Linked DNA regions of Homo sapiens: region 1 is linked to region 2. A link is a loop called in an ENCODE intact Hi-C map of the cell type or tissue named here. Cell type or tissue: PC-3. All regions are shown on one strand. Links, peaks and the distances in the headings refer to the core of each region. The heading gives the core; the rest is flanking DNA. Region 1 has its middle 32 kb from the start of LINC01874. Region 2 has its middle 31 kb from the start of LINC01865.

The links. Hi-C counts contacts between places; a loop is a spot of excess contacts. Peaks named below come from ENCODE experiments on the same cell type or tissue, not always from the same donor. Only the 100,000 strongest peaks of a DNase experiment are listed, where the experiment ranks them.
Region 1: it touches region 2 in a loop (3-fold over the local background); 1 of 110 quality-filtered maps calls a loop at or near these places.

The regions. Positions count from the first base shown.
Region 1 is chr2:456,405-465,483 of GRCh38, reverse strand. No RefSeq gene overlaps it. Among named protein-coding and RNA genes, the nearest start is that of LINC01874, 32 kb to the left of the region's middle. In PC-3, for the core only: no CTCF peak of the experiment used is centred there; DNase peaks (open chromatin) are centred at 4,423 and 7,503; H3K27me3 peaks cover 4,858 bases.
Region 2 is chr2:342,777-351,855 of GRCh38, reverse strand. No RefSeq gene overlaps it. Among named protein-coding and RNA genes, the nearest start is that of LINC01865, 31 kb to the right of the region's middle. In PC-3, for the core only: no CTCF peak of the experiment used is centred there; no DNase peak of the experiment used is centred there; H3K27me3 peaks cover 5,989 bases.

The DNA.
Region 1 (9,079 bases), core at 332-8,331, 110 kb before region 2:
TACTTCTCATTCGCTCTTCAGCCCCTATGTTTGATGACCTACCACCACAGAGCGTCTCTGAGAAGGGCCAGGAGCTCTGAGAACAAAACAGACACCGTCCCTGAACCTTCGACGCTTTCACATAAAAATAAACTCTCCTTTCAGATTTGGATTAGTCAGGACCCAATAGAAGTCGGGAATAATAGTGCAATTAGAGAGGTGGCTGTCTCATGATGATAGACTCCACATTCCAGGGCTAGGAATGGACTAAGTAAGTGCCAGCCAGGCGGGTCCCGCTCACCGCCCCTCGCTGAGCCCAAAACCAGCTGCACGAGTTAGCTCTATGGCCCCTGCTGCCCTGTGGCCGCTGCCAGTTGGGGGCTCTGAGACCTGCTGGGCCAGAAGAAACCCCCAGGCAGGAAATGAAACCCAGCGGATGCCCTCTGTCTGTGGATTGAGGAAGCGAGCCTGCTCAGGCTTCGCTGAGCAATTTTGACTGAATGTCCGGTTCTGTGTATTATCTGAGCACCACCAATTTAGGCACTGCCAGTCCATACAATCTTCTTTCAGCCACTCACAAATGTGCTGCCAGTTAGGCAGGTATGTAAAAATAAACACATTGGGTCCGCCCAGAATAAGCACAGGTGTGTTCACGGGGAGTGCCCCTGGGACACGGGCAGCCTCTATGAGGCTCTGAAGCAAGATGGCGGCCCCCATATTCCTGCTCCTGGAGTTCCACAGAAGCAGAGCGCCGGGGCTTAGCTCCCTGTCTGCCTGATGAGGCACGGAGGCTACCCAGGGGCTGAGGTGCTGGCCAGGTACTGACCCAGGAAACAAAGGCTCTAGCAGCCCAGACCTGCCCCTCCAGCCTCTCCAGCGGGTTTGGAAGCACCTCAAATACTGGCCAAAAGTCCTAGCTTCACTTCCGAGATCTGCTAGTGAATCCTGACACCATAGGGAATACGATCATAAAATATCAGCCATGGGAAGAAAAGAACCGTCCCATGGGCAGCCGAGGGTCAGGCGTCTTTCAGTAGCGGTTGCTCGTGAAGGACACACCTGGGAGATGGTGGTGGAAGATGCGCGGCCTGAGGAGGGAAGGGGGACACATCCCAGCATCTGGGAGCTCAGGCCCGACCCAGGGAAGAGAGTGAAGGGAACAGGAAGTGGAGGAACCGGTGAAGACAGACACGTTTCCTCATCAATGGAGGAACGCCGGGTGTTCCTGTGACCAAGCTACTTTTCACGCAAAGTCAGACAAAAATTTCCAAATAAAAAAAAAAGGACATGGTTGGCTCCATCCTCACATTAACTTATAATCATAAAGTCTTGGACTAGAATATAGAGATAACCTAGATAAATTTCAACTTTTTGCTGACAAGAACTGTGCCCAACTAAAGTTCAGTGACTTATTTACGCTTAGGACAGTTGGGATAAGAAATTCAGCCTCTGAAATCTGGACCAAAGGTCTTCCTTTCATGGCATATCCTAGCACAAAATACTTCTCATATATGGTTTTGAAACTACTCTGTTTTGTAGAATAGAAATATTTGGTTTTGTTTGTGGTATGCCGTAACCTTCCAGTAAATTATATAATATTTAAGTGATTTTACCTAAGAGAAATGGTTAGTAGTTATCTTGTCAAATAAATAGTAATTTTATTTCAGGTAAATAAAGAAAAGGGAAATACATTAATGTACTTTTGGAAAAGTAGATGACTAAAGGTTGATATGCATTTTGATTTTGTTGAAACTCTGTCTCAAATTTCCATAAACCCTTGTTCACAAGGCCAGCAGGAGAATTTGAAATGAGAAGATGGAGCTGCAAGACACCTTAAATACAAAAGAGGTTTCAACGCTACAGAAATCCCCACTCTCCCATTGCAGAACAGCTGTGTCGCTAGGATTTCATGTAATTTACATGAGGAAATAACTTCACATCGCCTTCTCATTTTAATTGGGTCGGTTGTAAACAAACTGCCATGACCCTTTCTTTGAGACCATAAACTGGGGAATTTTTCATTATTGCTTTTACAACCTTTGGAAGTGGTTTGTACACATTTCAGGGAACAATTCTGGGCATTGAAGTATTTAGTTTCTAAAAAATCACTCATTCATTAAAATGTTAGAATCCAAACGCCTTTTCCCTGATATAATTAAAAAGAAAAACAAAAACACACATACCATTAAACATTAAAGAAAATTCATGAAGCCATTTGAAAGAAAACTGCAATTTTCCAACTCCCTGCCGTCCCTACAGGAGGATATTTTCAGGAGCACCTGGAAAATGCTCTGTAATGATGATCTGCATTTGCCAAAACAGCTTCCATCATTCCAGTATCAAAGGATTTACTCTCTTCCACAATAAATTCTGGATTTATTAATACCCAAACTGCACTTAAGGGGAGAGTCTATAATTGAAACAGTAAAGGAAGGACATTTAATAAATAAACATGAAAATATACAAAGATCACCAGATATCTGTGAATTCATATAATTATTGTAGTATTTTCATCTCATTAGTCTTAAATTATAACATGTATAAGTATAAATTCATGTAATAAACTCTGATACATTATTTATAGTTGTTTAACTATTATTAAATATTGTTAAAATTCCTTCTGAAAATCAATCTTATAAGAACATTTCAATAAACCAGAATTAAATAAACAAGTAACTGAAAACCTAGATTGTTGTTATATTCTATCGGAAAATAACAAAATTAAAGATACCACCTCAGATAACTATGACTAGATTGACCAGCCAAGCTTTGTCATGTTTATTTATCTCGATCTGAAATATCAAGAACTATATGGAACCAAGATTAGCCTTAGTGTGAAAATTGCAAGTAGTTCAAGAAATCTCTATTATCAAACACACAGGGCCTCCAGTTCGCTGCAGCTGAGGAGAAAATTTGACTAAAACTTTTTACAGGAGGGGCTTCAGGGAGTTGGATGCCTTTCACAAGGACATGGAGTGAAAGAAGTTAGTTAGAGAACGGGATATAGTTGGTATATGATTCAATTTACACACGCAAACACACACACAAGCCAAAAATAGGCACAACCAAAATGTTTGTTTTTAGAGCTGCAGCTTCAATAGATAAAATATGAAATTGAAGAAAAGAACCTTTTTTAAATTTAAACAAAAACATTCATGTTACAACTTTAGGACAATAATTCCCAACACGAGGTCACTGGACCACCTGCTGCAGAGTAACACCAGGCAGTTGTCACAAATGCTGACCTGGACTGGCCAAGACTCTGAACCACGAATTCATGGGCTGGCCAGGGAGTGCCCATCTTGATCAGTTCGCTATGTATTTATTAAACTCATCAAAATTATATGTTCTGAGAATCCTCTTTTATTTGTACTTTTGAAAAATTATAAAATTTTGTAATTTTTCTTACAGTGATAACATTTTTTAACATAGGAAAGTTGAAAAGAAAGAATTCTAAGCCTGCTGAAGAGTTGGAAATTTGAAGAATACAGAGTGGAGGTGAAGGACAGTTTCCTACAGGAGGGCGGGTATGAGGGAGAGAAGGTGTTTCCTGAGTCCCTGCAGGAAGCCACAGCAGTGAGGGCAGGCTGGAGGCAGAGCCTGGCCAGGGAGGCTTATCCCCCAACACCAGGGAGAGGCAGGGCAGGCAGGTGGGAGGCTCTGCAGATTGCAGGGAGAATTCATCATTATGAATGTCATAAAATTTATCTTATGACAGATAAATAGATTTTTTTAATTTTTCATGCCAACTATGAGTGGTAAAGAATGACAAGTTTTCTTCAGTTTGGCACTTACCAATATTCGTGACTAAAGTCAGTAAATCACATGCTTAGACAAGATATGAAAAAGACTCACAATTCCTTAATTAGTGAGCAGATTTTCTTTTCTTTGAGACAAAGCTCTGGGAAGGAAAACTCTCATTCCCAATGGCCCTAAACCAGCCTATTTGTTCCTCTATGTCTGTCCGCAGCCTCTTCCCCTCCATATCTCGGGGACTGCCCAGGCCATCCTGAGCTCAGCCAGGCTCCATCCCACCAACTCTCCATTCGATCCAATGGTCCGCAGGTCCTGAGGGTTCAGGAATACCCCTCTGTTCTGCCCTGTCCTCTTTCTTACCTCTCTCCTGGATTTTGTCAACCTAAACAACAAACAGAGAAAGGACATCCAAATGAGAATAACTTTTATTCTGGAATGGGCATTGCAGTAGGAACCCAAGTGCCATGCCAACCTGCACGTACTCGGAGGGGTCAGTGACAACAAAGGTTTTTGAAGGAAAATGAGGAGAACCACACGATTGTTTTGAGATGATTTATTATTCTTGGCTACAAGGATCAATAACAAGGGTGGCCCCAGTCCAGGCTGCGCAAGCAGTTGCTGGGCAGATGACCTCACAGAAGTATTTTTTGGGTAAGGTTGTGGTGGCCTTTGTGCACAGTTGTGGTTTCCTGCCGTCTTTTGTGGTAGTTCTTGTTGCCAGGCATTCATCTGTGAGTCTCCTCCCTTCCCTGGCTCCGTTTTTCAGGGTTTTGACATAAGCGTCTCCAGTCTGATTCTGACAAATGTCACAACTGGACACGTTCTCCCCTCAGTGACCTCACAGTCCTCCTATTAAAACAAACTGCCTAGAATTGATCAGATAATTTAATTCACACAAGCTCTATGTGGATGAGTAACATGAACAGAGAAATCTTGCTCAGAGAAATATTGTATTTTATTAACAATTGAAACTGCAAACCAAAAAAGTAAAATATATTCATGGTCTTCACTTTGGAGCCCAAAGATGTAAAGACAGCCCTGACATCACCTCAGCAGAGAGAAAGCAAAATTCCGTTTTCAGGTCTGGGAAATGCAGGCACAGGCAGCGAACATCAGGATCTTCTCAGATCAAACCTACTTCTCAAAGCCTGGACCCTCAGGGACAACACTCTGGGCTTAAAAATAAACAGAAACAATAATGCCTCTAACTTCAAACTATGGCGAGGAAAACTGCCTTATTCAAACCTTCATATTGAGGTTCTGAAAAGTAATTTCCTCTGGGGTTTCTAGCCCCAGTGTGGAATCCAGGTGCATTTACAGAGGCAAATCACATGGGAAGTTTAATGGAGAATTAATCCTAAAGTGGCCCTGAACTTATTTTACCTGAACATACAGGACAGTGGCAAAAATAAGTCTACTCTTAAGCTAACTTGACTTAAATCTGAACTCAAAGAAATTCCACAGATAAACTTTCAGGAAAAACGAACTAACCATCCAAAATCAAGAAACACATTAGCAACAAGTTTCAGTGCAGCAGGTCGGCAGGATCAGAGCCACAGAGGCTCCAGCCACAGAAGTCATCCGAGACTCTGGCAAGCCTGCGGCTGAAGGATTTTTAAATAAGGAAAGAACAGACTGCAGATGGACCAAGAGCAACTGTCTAAAAATGTGCAAACAAAGTTGGAAATGAACCAAATTCAAAGTCTAGGCAAGCAAAACATAACATTTAAAATTCAAAGCCTGATGTATGTATTAAAAATCAGATTAGACATTGTTGAGTAAAAAAGCAGTGAACCCCCAAAATGGATCCAGTGAAAATTCAGGGAGAGAAGGGTATAAAAGAGAGATTAGGATCCACTGCTGATTGCATGCGAAGGTCCAATGTTTTTGTATAGATATGAAATATTTTTAATCTTATTTCTAGGCACAATATCTTTTTAATTTCTGTTCATTTGTTTTATATATTTGCCATTATAAATTGGTCTCATTGTATTTTCTATCTGGTTGCAGTTCACATATTTAAACATGTTGTTTTACATATAGAATATACAGCTGACCCTTGAACAACACGGGTTTGACCTGTGCGGATCCACTCATATACCGAATTTTTTCAGTAGAAGTTGCCCTGAGGGAGCCTCCCTCTGCTGTGCCCTCATCCGCCTCCTCTGCCTCCTGCACCTCTGCCACCAGGACAGCAAGACCAAAGCTTTCTCCTCTTCCACCTGCTCAGCCAGCTCAACGTGAAGACAAGGATGAAGACCTGTACGACAGTCAACTTACGCTTAGTGAATGATAAATATACTTTCCCTTCCTTATGACTTCTTTTTTTTTTTTTTTTGAGACGGAGTCTCGCTCTGTCCCCCAGGCTGGAGTGCAGTGGTGCGATCTTGGCTCACTGCCAGCTCTGCCTCCCAGATTCACGCCATTCTCCTGCCTCAGCCTCCCAAGTAGCTGGGACTACAGGCGCTGGCCACCACGCCTGGCTAATTTTTTTGTATTTTTAGTAGAGACGGGATTTCACCGTGTTAGCCAGGACGGTCTCAATCTCCTGACCTCGTGATCCACCTGCCTTGGCCTCCCAAAGTGCTGGGATTACAGGCGTGAGCCACCGCGCCCGGCCGCCTTATGATTTCTTAATAACATTTTATTTTCTCTATCTTACTTTATTGTAAGAATACAGTCTATGACATACAACGTATACAGTATGTATTAATCGACTGTTTATGTTATCAGTAAGGGTTCCCGTCCACAGTAGGCTGTTAGTAGTTAAGTTTTGGGAGAATCGAAAGTTATATGCTGATTTTTCACTGCTCAGGGATCAGTGCCCTTAAATTCCATATTGTTTAAGGGCCAACTGAACATACACATATTTACCAGCCAGCCAATTGATTCTATTCTTTCTCAGTTGATTCTTCTGAGTTTTCTTATAGAAAGCCATATCATACTCAATAATAATAATTTTGCCTCCTCCTTAATTAGACCTCATTTCTTTCTGTGGTCTAATTGCACAGAAAAAAACCTCCAGAACAGTGTTAGATAAAGTTGGCAGAACTGTAATCCATGCGGTGTCAGTTTTCAATGGGAGCTCTTTTATCCCCCAAGCCATCCTCCTCTGCTCCCTCCCCCCAGCCCCTGGGAGAGACTTGAGAACACACTGAAGCCTGCAGCTCCTGGTCTGTCATCTTCAAACAGACTTTCAGCTTTCCAGTATGTAAGACTGAGTGGACATACGAAGTTCTCAAAGCTTCTCATCCCCAGTGGTTTCCGACTTTGACTATCATCTTTAACTGTGGCCTGGTAAATTTGAATAATATTCTCTAAATTTTTATTCATGAATTTTAGATTTATGTATAAAAATTCTACCTGACAAATGGCAAAATTGGCATGCCAACACATTTCATCACGTTTTGTTTCCTCCTTGATACCATCATCCATTTGTCTGTTTTTTATGTCTCTGCTTTGTAGCAAGTGTGTTCAGTTATCGGCTGCAATCACCGCAGGTGCTCAGCTGCCATCTGTGTGTGAGTGAATCGGCCTCAGGCCCCACCATGACTTCTCAATCTCTCGCCATCCTAGCTCTCCTGATTCGTTGGTTACTTTAATTTTGTTAAATGATGATTTTTCAAGAGACTTTCTTGGTTGCTTCATTTAGTTCTTGAGGATTGAGACTGTCTTCCCTGCTTTTATTTTTTAAATGACAAATCGGTCAGGTGTAAGCCTACTGACTCACATTTCTTTTTCTGAAGGCCTGAACAGCTCAACTGTTACTCATCCTTTACAGAAAAGTTTGGTACAAGCACGACTGTCCCTCTAGTATGGGAATGACTGGGATGCTGGGGTTTTTTTCTGCCTGGTTCCCAGAAGGATCCTTTATCTTAAAATCTAAGTTCACTACTTTTTCTGGTACAATCATCTTGCTATACTCTTCCAGAATATTGATTAAGTGTATGCTGGACTCCCTTTCTCCATATCTCTCATTTTCTAATTAAATTAATTTCTTCATCATTTCCCTTTTTGACTGGTTTTCTCAGATCTCACCTCTGTATCTCTGATTGCAGAAATTTTCCTTAAGAACCAATTTTGAAGAACCACACCAAGCAATCATAGTGTGATCTTTCTTCTAATGTAAATGTGTGTCTTGAGTTTTTTAATTACTTTCCTTTGATTTTATTTTGTTGTTTCTAGTAATTGTTTCCTGTGTTAGAGGCATGCAGCACAGGCTCTGCTGTTTTCTCAGGAGGGTGGCAGGTGTGGAGGTCTGAGGGTGGCTTCCATGCAGTTCAGATGAGTCAGCTGTGAACTCCAGCTTCAGTGAGTCCATGCTTTCTACATGTGGCTGCATCGGCTGCAGAGAAGTCTCATGTTATGCATGCTTTCTGTTTATGGTGTTGCTTTATTTTATTTTTCTGCACCAATACTGTAAAGCTCCAATTTTTCCCAGATGCTGCTCTCTGCCCCACCCCTCCTCTGGACTGCTCCACAGGGATGACAGGGGCGGTGAGGTTTCCCCTCTGGGTCCCACTCACCTGAAACTTAGGCAACAGAACCACATGGTTAGGGACAGTTTTACAGCAAGAGAAGCCTCTAATTCTCTCTCTCCTGAAGAAAACATCAGCATTGGCCTTTTCACTCTGCGAATGCATTCAATGTTTCTTTCTGCTCTTGGCATCTTCCCTGGTTTGGTCTAAACTTCACTGTGTTTGCCGGCTGTTCTTTGAGTTGGAATATACATGGACTAGTCGATGTCTTGTAATTCCATTAAATGGTGATTTTGCTACATTAGTCCCTGCAGCATGAAGGGACGATGGAGAGGATGGTAGCAGAGACTTCAGCCCCTGCTGTGTTCTCAGCTGAATCTATGGCCCCCAGCCCCAGTAGGCTGTTTGGCTTCTGGACTGGATAGGCAATGTGTCTTCTGTAGGATTTTAAACAAGCATTGATATGGTTTGACTGTCTCCTCACCCAAATCTCATCTTGAATTGTAGTTCTCATAATTCTCACGTGTTGTGGGAGGGACCTGGTGGGAGGTATTTGAATCATGGGGGTGGCTACCTCCATGCTGTTTCCATGATAGTGAGTGAGTTCTCACCAGATCTGATGGTTTTATAAGGGGCTTTTCCCCCTTAGCTCTGCCACTATGTGAAGAAGGACATGTTTGCTTCCCCTTCTGCCATGATGTTACATTTCCTGAGGCCTCCCAGCCCTGTGGAACTATAAGCCAATTAAATCTCTTTGCTTTATAAATTTCTCAGTCTTGGGTATGTCTTTATTAGCTGCATGAGAACGGATTAATCCAAGCATTTATAAAGGACATTAAATATTTGTATAAAGTGTTATTTCCTGA
Region 2 (9,079 bases), core at 631-8,630:
AATCCCAACCAAGTTTTATAGCTTTAAGCCTCATATCTTTAGTCTATTTTACATTGATTGTTGTCCATGGTATGAAAAAAAAGGCTCTAACTTCATTCTTCTGGACATCCAGTCTCCCAACACCATTTGCTGAAGAAACTGTCCTTTCCCCATTGTGTGCTCTTGGCACCTTTGTTGAAAACCAATAAACTATAAATGCACGAATTTATTTCTGGCCTCTCAGTTCTGTTCCATTGGGCTTTGTGTCTGTTTTTATACTAGTATCATGCTGTTTTGATGTGTATATATTTACAGGTTTGTAACATATCTTGAAGTCAGATAATGTAATGTGCCCAACTTTGTTCTTTTTGCTCAAGACTGCTTTAGCTATTTGAGGTCTTTTGGGGTTCCAAATTAAATTTTAGGAATACTTTTTCCATTTCTGTGAAAAATGTCAGAGGAATTTTGATAGGGATTGAATTGAATCTACAGATTGCTTTAAAGAAATTATGGGGGACACACTCCATGACATTAATCTGGGTAATGATTTTTTGGAGATGACCCTAAGAGCATGGCAAAAAAAGCAAAAATAGACAAATGAGATTGCATCAAATTAAAAAAAAAAAAACTTCTATACTGAAAAGGAAACAACAGCATGAAGAGAAAACCCATGGAATGAGAGAAAATATTTGAAAACCATACATCTGATAAGACGTTAACATCCAAAATGCATAAGGAACTCAAAAACTCAATAGCTATAAAACAAATAACCTAATTTAAAAATAGGCAAATATCTGAAGAGACACGTTTCCAAAAAAGACATACACATGGCCAACGGTTATATTTTTTTAAATGTTCATCACTAATCATCAAGGAGATACAATAAAAATCACAATAAGATATCATCTTACACCTGTTAGAAAGGCTATTATCAAAAAATGGAAGATGAGTGTTAGTAAGGAATTGGTGGAAAAGGAATCTTTGCACACTGTTGGTGAGAATGTAAATTGGTACAACCATTATGAAAAGTGATATTTTTGTTTTTTTTTTAGACGGAGTCTCGCTCTGTCCCCCAGGCTGGAGTGCAATGGCACTATCTCGGCTCACTGCAACCTCCACCTCCTGGGTTCTAGCAATTCTCCTGCCTCAGCCTCCCCAGTAGCTGGGATTACAGGCGCCCCCCACAACATCCGGCTAATTTTTTTATTTTTAATAGAGATGAGGTTTCACCATATTGGTCAGGCTGGTCTCAAACTCCTGTCTTCAGGTGACCCACCCACTTCAGCCTCCCAAAATGCTGGGATTACAGGTGTGCACCGCCGTGCCTGGCCCTCATTATGAAAAGTTTTGAGTTTCCTCAAAACATTAAAAATAGAACAAACATATTACCCAGCAACTCCACTACTGGGCATATCCAAAGGAAATAAATCAGGATCCAAAAAATATCTGTAGTCCTGTGTTCATTGCAGCATTGTTTACAATAACCAAGGTGTGGCATCCACCTGAGTGCCCCCAATGGATGAACTGATCAAAGAAACATGCATGGTGCACAATGGCATACCATTGCCATTCAGCCTTGAAAAGAAGGAAATCCTGTCATTTGTAACAACATGAGTGAAGTTGGAGGACATTATGTTAAATGAGATAAGCCAGGTACAGAAAGACAAATGCCATATGATCCCACTTCAACGTGGAACCTAAGACAGCTGAACTCAGAGAAGCAGAGAGTGGAAGGGTGGGTACCAGGGCCAGGGAGAGGGCAGGGGAGATGTTGGTCAAAGGATGCAAAATTCAGCTGCACAGGAAGAATGAGTTCCAAGGTCTGTTGCACAGTACGGTGACTATAATTAGTAGCAACTTAACATATACTTGAAAATTGCTAAGACGGTATATTTTAAACGTTCTAACCACAAAAAAATGGTAAGTATGTGAGACAATGGATGTGTTAATTAGCTTGATTTAGCCATTTCACAATGTATGTATATAAATATGTATCAAAATATCATGTTGCCCATCATAAATATATAAATTTTACAATTAAAAAATTAACTAATGTTAAAAATTTCAATGCAATATAAAACGGTCATTGAAAAATAATATCATAGTCAAGAAAATGCAGTAAAAACTGATTTGTCTGGGTTTTGTCATCTGGAGTTCTGTTACTTCTAAAGTTGCATATCTGACAAATTATTTTGACATGCAGAGATAAATTTTAGGTAAACAACCGGACATTGGGGTTTTGGGTGAGGCAGTATCTCCTAGGCTGCATGATGGCGTCACTGCAAATAGACCAGCTTTCTCCCGAGCATGATGCTGACCCTGCAGTGCACTATGATTCAGGTTCTTTGTATTTTCATATATTTGAATTATTTTTTTTTTTTGAGACAGGGTCTCTCTCTGTGGCCTAGGCTGGAGGGCAGTGGTGGGATCACAGCCTACTGTCACCCTGACCTCCTGGCCCCAAGTGATCCTCCTGCCTCAGCCTCCTGAGGAACTGGGACCACAGGCACACACCAACACACCCAGCTAATTTTTACAGACATTTTTAGAGATGGGGGTCTCACTATGTTGCCCAGATTGGTCTCAAACTCCCGGCTCAAGCGATCCTTCCACCTCAGCCTCCTAAAATGCTGGGATTACAGGCATGAGCCCCCATGCCCGGCGTCTTTGAATTCTCTGGGAACGAACTGATGGTGACGTCGGGCTGTAATGTAGCCACCGCTCTTCCCTGCACTTCTCTTCTAGCTCCACCTCTACCTTCCTTCAGGACTCAAATAAAACATAGTCTTCATCAAAAAGAATTGCTATTATATTCTTAATTATTCAGATAATTTATCTTCCTCAGCCAGACTTGGAAAAATATTATTTTTTACTTCAATATGAGTGTTAGAGTTTGAATATTTATTTTCAAAAATACAGCTCCCATTTTCCAGGGCATATTTTTATGAAAGAATTTGTCTGTTTCAAAGACACATGGGTGGTGTGGTTTTTTATGGTTTTGGTAAATTGCAGCTGACAAAATAATGAGGATATTAAGCCTGCGTCCTCGGAGAATATGAAGAATGGCGAGGAGGGGAAGAGTCTGACCAAGTGTGAGATACAGCCAGCTCTGGTTCTCGGTCTGACCTCTGACATCTGAGGTTTGGATTCGTTACTCTTGTGAATTCCTTGTTCTAAGAACAACTTGAGAAAAAATGAGGGATGTCTCCTAGGCATTGAAGGGCTCTTGAAGGTCAAAGGCACATGACTCAAATTTGCATCAGACGAACAGTTCTTTGTGACTAAAGGAAATGTCCTAGATAAAATATGCTGTTGCTGTGTTTGACTCACGTGTGGAAAAGCCATAGAGTCACCGACAAGAAATCATGTTTGAAAGGGTCTATTTCATCCTAGGTGCCCTCTTGGGGGTGAGGAGATTTTACTGTTTTCTAATACCCAACCAATTATATCTCAGTTGTCAAAACAAGCAGGCTTCAGCCTAAGAATGAGGATGTAACCAGAATGTAAAGGATGTAAAGCAGTTACCAAATTTTCTTCTGGTAACAAATCAGGATTATCAAGGTACATTTATTATATTCTCAATTATGTTATTTTTTATTTTTGCAAGATACTGTATGAGAAGTATAGGGATACTATGAAAAGGAAAGTATTTCAAACAATATCTGGAACTACAGAATTTATACAACGATATCTGGAACTTCAGAATTTATAAAATTCATTATTCAATTCAATCAAGCAAACTAAATATCATAGCATTTTAGGATACAATCAAAGGCATATATTAAAATAGATTATCTGGATGGGAATAAGATATAAAATCACTACTTAAGGTACACGATTTTTCAACAAACATCTAGGAAGGAAAGGTGGCAAAAGAATGGGAGAGTTGAAGAAAAACAAAGAAAAAATAAGAAGAAAAGAAACAGAAGATGAGGAGGAAGAAAGAAGGAAATTACCGCATGCCAAGCCCTGCACTAACTTAGAAGGGGAGACAGAAGTGAAGACCCAGCCCTGAAATTAAGAAACTGACATTGGAGCCAAGTGGCAGACACTGGAAAAACTCACAGCAATACAGTGTGGTAAGGAGGGAAAAAGACTTTACATACACACACATTTCATTTTAATTATTTTAATTGTCCTCATAGCGAAACTGTATAGTACGATAAATCAAATTCTAACAGATAATTACCTAAAATGAAAGAAAATTAAAAATTGTATTTGATTTTCATCTATTATTGGAAGAGATCACTTTCAAAAGTGTAAAATGAGAGTTTTACCCTGTAATATCTTCAGAAGCATATGAAGAAAGAAGAAATACACCAACTTAAAGAAAATAGATATAAATTTATATGCATGCACAACAGTTTTTTAAAGAACATCTTAGGAAAATATAACTACTTTAAGAAAGATACTATTTTTTATAAAGCCCTAAATATTATTAACAAAGACATAACTGTAAGAAATCATTACTTTGGTAACCCAAGTGATAAGTGGAAATTAACTTCAAAAGGAAAACTAATTCAATAGCTGAAGATAATGTTACAGAGAAAAATCAAAAGTCAACGAATGTTATGCTCTTGATACATACAAAACAAAAGCATAATAAAATAATACTTAGGAAATATTTAACGAGAAAAAAGCTAAATGTGATTCGAAATTACTATTAGAAAAAAGAAAAAGTAACCGTTCATATTAAGTCACATTTCATATGTCTATACGGTCTGTAAAAGAAGTTAGATAAAAAAGACAAATGTTTCACTATTCTCATATTTTAAAACCTATAAATCTAGTATGTATTCATTGCAGCATTACAGAGTTGCTGACCACGTATAGTAAATAATCTATTATGGAATTGAAAATGCCTAGAAACAGAAATCCATTTATGAATGCCTGTTTTCCTTAATTTGATTAATATCCATTTCTGTGAAATGCCCAACTAGCAAATGTGTGACCAATGGCTACACAAGTAACTAGCTTTGGGTCTTCACCTGAATTATTTAAATACAATTCAGTCTAGGTGACATGACAAAGATGTTAACATTTTTAAAGATTAGCACCATCACTTAGCACACTGAATCCATCAACACATCAAAAGGATTGTATACCATAAAGGGATTAGATAACAGGAGATTTATCCCCAGAATGCAAGGGTAGCGCAATACAAAAAAATCAATCAATGTAATCACATTCATAGAATAAAGGAAACACACACACAAGCAACTCAATAGATGCAGAAATAGCATTTGACAAAGTTCAATGACATTTTATGATAAAAACACTCAACAAACTAGGAATAGAGGGGAACATGATAAAGGACAATTTCAAAGTCCAAAACTAACCTCATATTTTATTGTGAAAGCTTTCATCCTAAAGTCCAGAACAAAATAAGAATGAACATTTCACACTTCTATTCAGTATTTTCCTGGATATCTTAAGAGCAATAGGTAAGAAAAAGAAATAAGAGCATCACATTCAAATTGGAAAGGAAGAAGGAAAACTATATTTGCAGATGACAGGACTTTGTATACAGAAAATCCCATAGAATATACACACACGACACACATGCCCACAAAACAAACAAGCAAAAATCTACTAGAGCTTCTAAACAAATCCAGTGATGTTTCTGGGTTCAACATCAAGATCAATATCCGAGAAACAGCTGTGCTTCTATACAACAGCTATAAATAATTTGAAAAGGAAAGTAAGAAAGCAATTCCACTTACAATAGTATCCAAAAGATTAAAATACCTAGAAAGAAATTTAACCAGAGAAGTGAAAGACTTGTACACTGAAACTACCAAACATGCTGAAATTAAAGATCTAAATAAATGGGAAGATATCCCATGTTTATGAACTGCACTTAATATTGTTAGTATGAGAATATTCACCAAAGTGATCTACAGATTCAATGCAATTCCTGTCAAAATTCTAATTGTCTTTTTTGCAGAAATGGAAAAGGTGATTCTCAAATTCATCTGGAAATGCAAAGAGTCCCAAATACCTAAAACGACCTTGAAAATGAAAAACAAAGTAGGAAGACTCACACTTCCCAATTTCAAAACTTTCACCCTAAGGTCAAGAACAAGATAGAAGAACACTGCGGATGAGAATGTCATATGAGGCAGTCACTGTGGAAAGTAATCAAAACGGTGTCATCCTGGCATAGGGATAGACGTGGACCAATGGAATAGAATTGCAGTCCAGAAATAAGCCCAAACATCTATGGCCAAATGATTTTTCACAAGGGTACCAAGACTGAATGGGGAAAGAAGACTCTTCAATCCCTACCTAACATACACAAAAAGTTAACTCAAGGTTAATCAATGACCTAACTATGAGCTAAAACCAAAAAACTCTTAGAAGAAAGCACAGGTAAACCTTCTGATGTTAGATTTGGCAATGAAGTCTTAGATTTGGCATGAAAAGAACAGGCAAGAAAAGAAAAAAACAGATACATTTGACTTCATAAAAATTGAAAACTTTTGAACATCAAAGAACATTATCAAGAATATGAAAAGGCAATCTACGGAATGGGTGAAAACACTTGCAAAATTATATATGTCATAAAGGTTTCATATTTAGAGCAATTTTAAAGAACTCTTACAACTTAACAACAAAAAAGGCAAAAAATATTTTAAAAATGAGCAAAGGACATTTCTTCACATAAAATATACAAACGGTCAACAAGCACATGAAAAGATGTTCCCTGTCACTGGTCATTAAAGAATTGCAAATCAAAAACCACAATGAGATACCTACTGCTTCACACCTACTGGAATGGCTTTCATTAAGAAAATGAAGAATAAAAAGTGTGGACAATGATGTGGTGAAACAGGAGCAAGAACACTGCAGATGAGAATGTCATATGATGCAATCGCTGTGGAAAACACCCCAGCAACTTCTCAAAACGTTAAACACGAGATTATTATATAATCCAGCAGTTACTCTCCTAGATATATATCCAAGAGAAATAAAAACATGTGTCCACACAGAAACTTGCACACAAATGTTTATAGCAGAATTATTTACAATACCCAAAAGGTGGAAACAGCCCAGATGTCCATCAACAGATAAATGGATGAACAAATTGTGGTGCACATTCAATTAAATATTACTTAGTCATAAATATTATTTCGCTATAACATGGATGAATCTTAAAAACATTATGCCCAGTAACAGAAGCCAGGTACAAAAGGTCACATAGTGAATTATTTCTTCTATGCGGTTTATCTTGAACAGACAAATCAATAGAGACAGAAAGTGGATTAGACATTACCAGGGAGAAGAGACTCCCTCTATTTCCCATCCTCTCATTCTAGAATTCTGGTTTATTAACATAGTGGAGTGCCAGCACTAGTCGTCTAATTTGTGTATGTTTTTCTTCCCTATTTTTCATCTCTTTGTCTTTTAGCTCTAGCTTCCAAAAGATTTCAACAATGTTTTCCAACTCTTTCACTGAGTCATAACTTTTTGTCATATATGGTTTTAATTTCTAAATGTTCATCTTTATTCTCTGAATGTTTCTGTCCCATAATATCTCATTGCATTACATGATTACTTAGGTACAAAGTGTTTTTCTGGGGTAATAAAAACGTTTTTAAAATACAAGTTGCTAGAAATTGCACAACATAATGAATGCACTATCACTGAATTCCACTTTAATAGGGTTGATTATATGTTATGTGAATTTCAACTTGATAAAAACATAAATAAATGGAAATGGAATATTTTTTAAATTTTCCTTTTAAGACAATCTTGTTTTCTGATAAATGCCACAGGTTAAAATTACTACTTTGAAGAAAAAATAGACAAGGATTCTGTTCTTGCATAAAATAACCATTCTGTGGGGAGCTGTACAGAGCCACCTGGGACAAACCTCAAAACTTTAAAGAAGAGAGGGTGGGAAAGGAGGAGCAGGAATAGGAAACCCAATTTGTGACTCACGAAGATGAGCTCCCTAAGTATGATTCTACCAACGCTGTCCACACATCGAGACTTAGTCCAATGATGCCTGTTTCCTCTCGATATGCTACAGGTAAACATATTATATATTCTACATTACTTAGACATATACTGGAGAAATAAACTTTAACAGAATAAAGTTGTCAAATTATACAAGTATGAAATAAACTGAAGAAATGAATCAGAAAAGAAAAACGAAACCAGAAAATGGCACTAACTGACCCCATCTTTGGCCCTAGGATAGAAGGTATTTGCGAATTCACCTGCTCACTAGAATTTGGTGGCAACCCCAGCATCAACATTTGCAGTACTTCCTGGGTCACTCATGGCCAAGTGCAGAGTGGTGAAAACTCTGAGCCTCCCGCATGCATGTTCACACGCCTGCCTCTTGCTTCTGCTGCCTTCTGTAAACAAGCATCCTTTTGCAGCATATTTCCTGCCACATTTTTGCATTTTTGCACTTTTTGTTGCTGATTTCTGTCTGGCGTGCCTTCCCCAGGCCTGATGCTGAAGTGCTGTCTAGCATCCCTGAGCAGAAAAAGTCAAAGTCTATAATGAAATCACACTCACATACACACAAACAACTTTGTCAGGAGGGTTTATCTTTCATTTGTCTTCATGTATTTTTAGTTTTAATCTTTATTTTTTACCAAAGCTATCCTTGCACAGAGGCAACCCTTCTTCCTCCTTTACCAACACTTTGGACAATAGCTCCCTCTTTCTATATCACATGCTTGCGATGACCCTTTTCTCTTGAGCTCCTACCTAGGCAGCCCAGGACTCAGCCTGCTCCCGCCCCCAGGCCCCATCATCCTCAAATGGTTGCACTGTAACTTGGGTTAGATCAATATTCAACATTTACGCTTTTGTGGTTGTACAAATTCAGTTGACAGATACAATGCAGAATAAACCATGAGCCTGTTATTTAACAAGGATTTTGTTGTTTCAAGAGTTAAGAATTGTTTTTAATTTGGTTATTCTCAACTAATACAATGCTAAATCTTCTCTCAAAGATTTCAAACACATGCAATTTCTCCCATTTCTTCCTGAAGAGGGAAGCATCTAGACAAGCTATCCTCCACTGGATGCACAGACACCATTCTGAGACCTCCCTGACCCACCATCCTGGGAAAGCCCT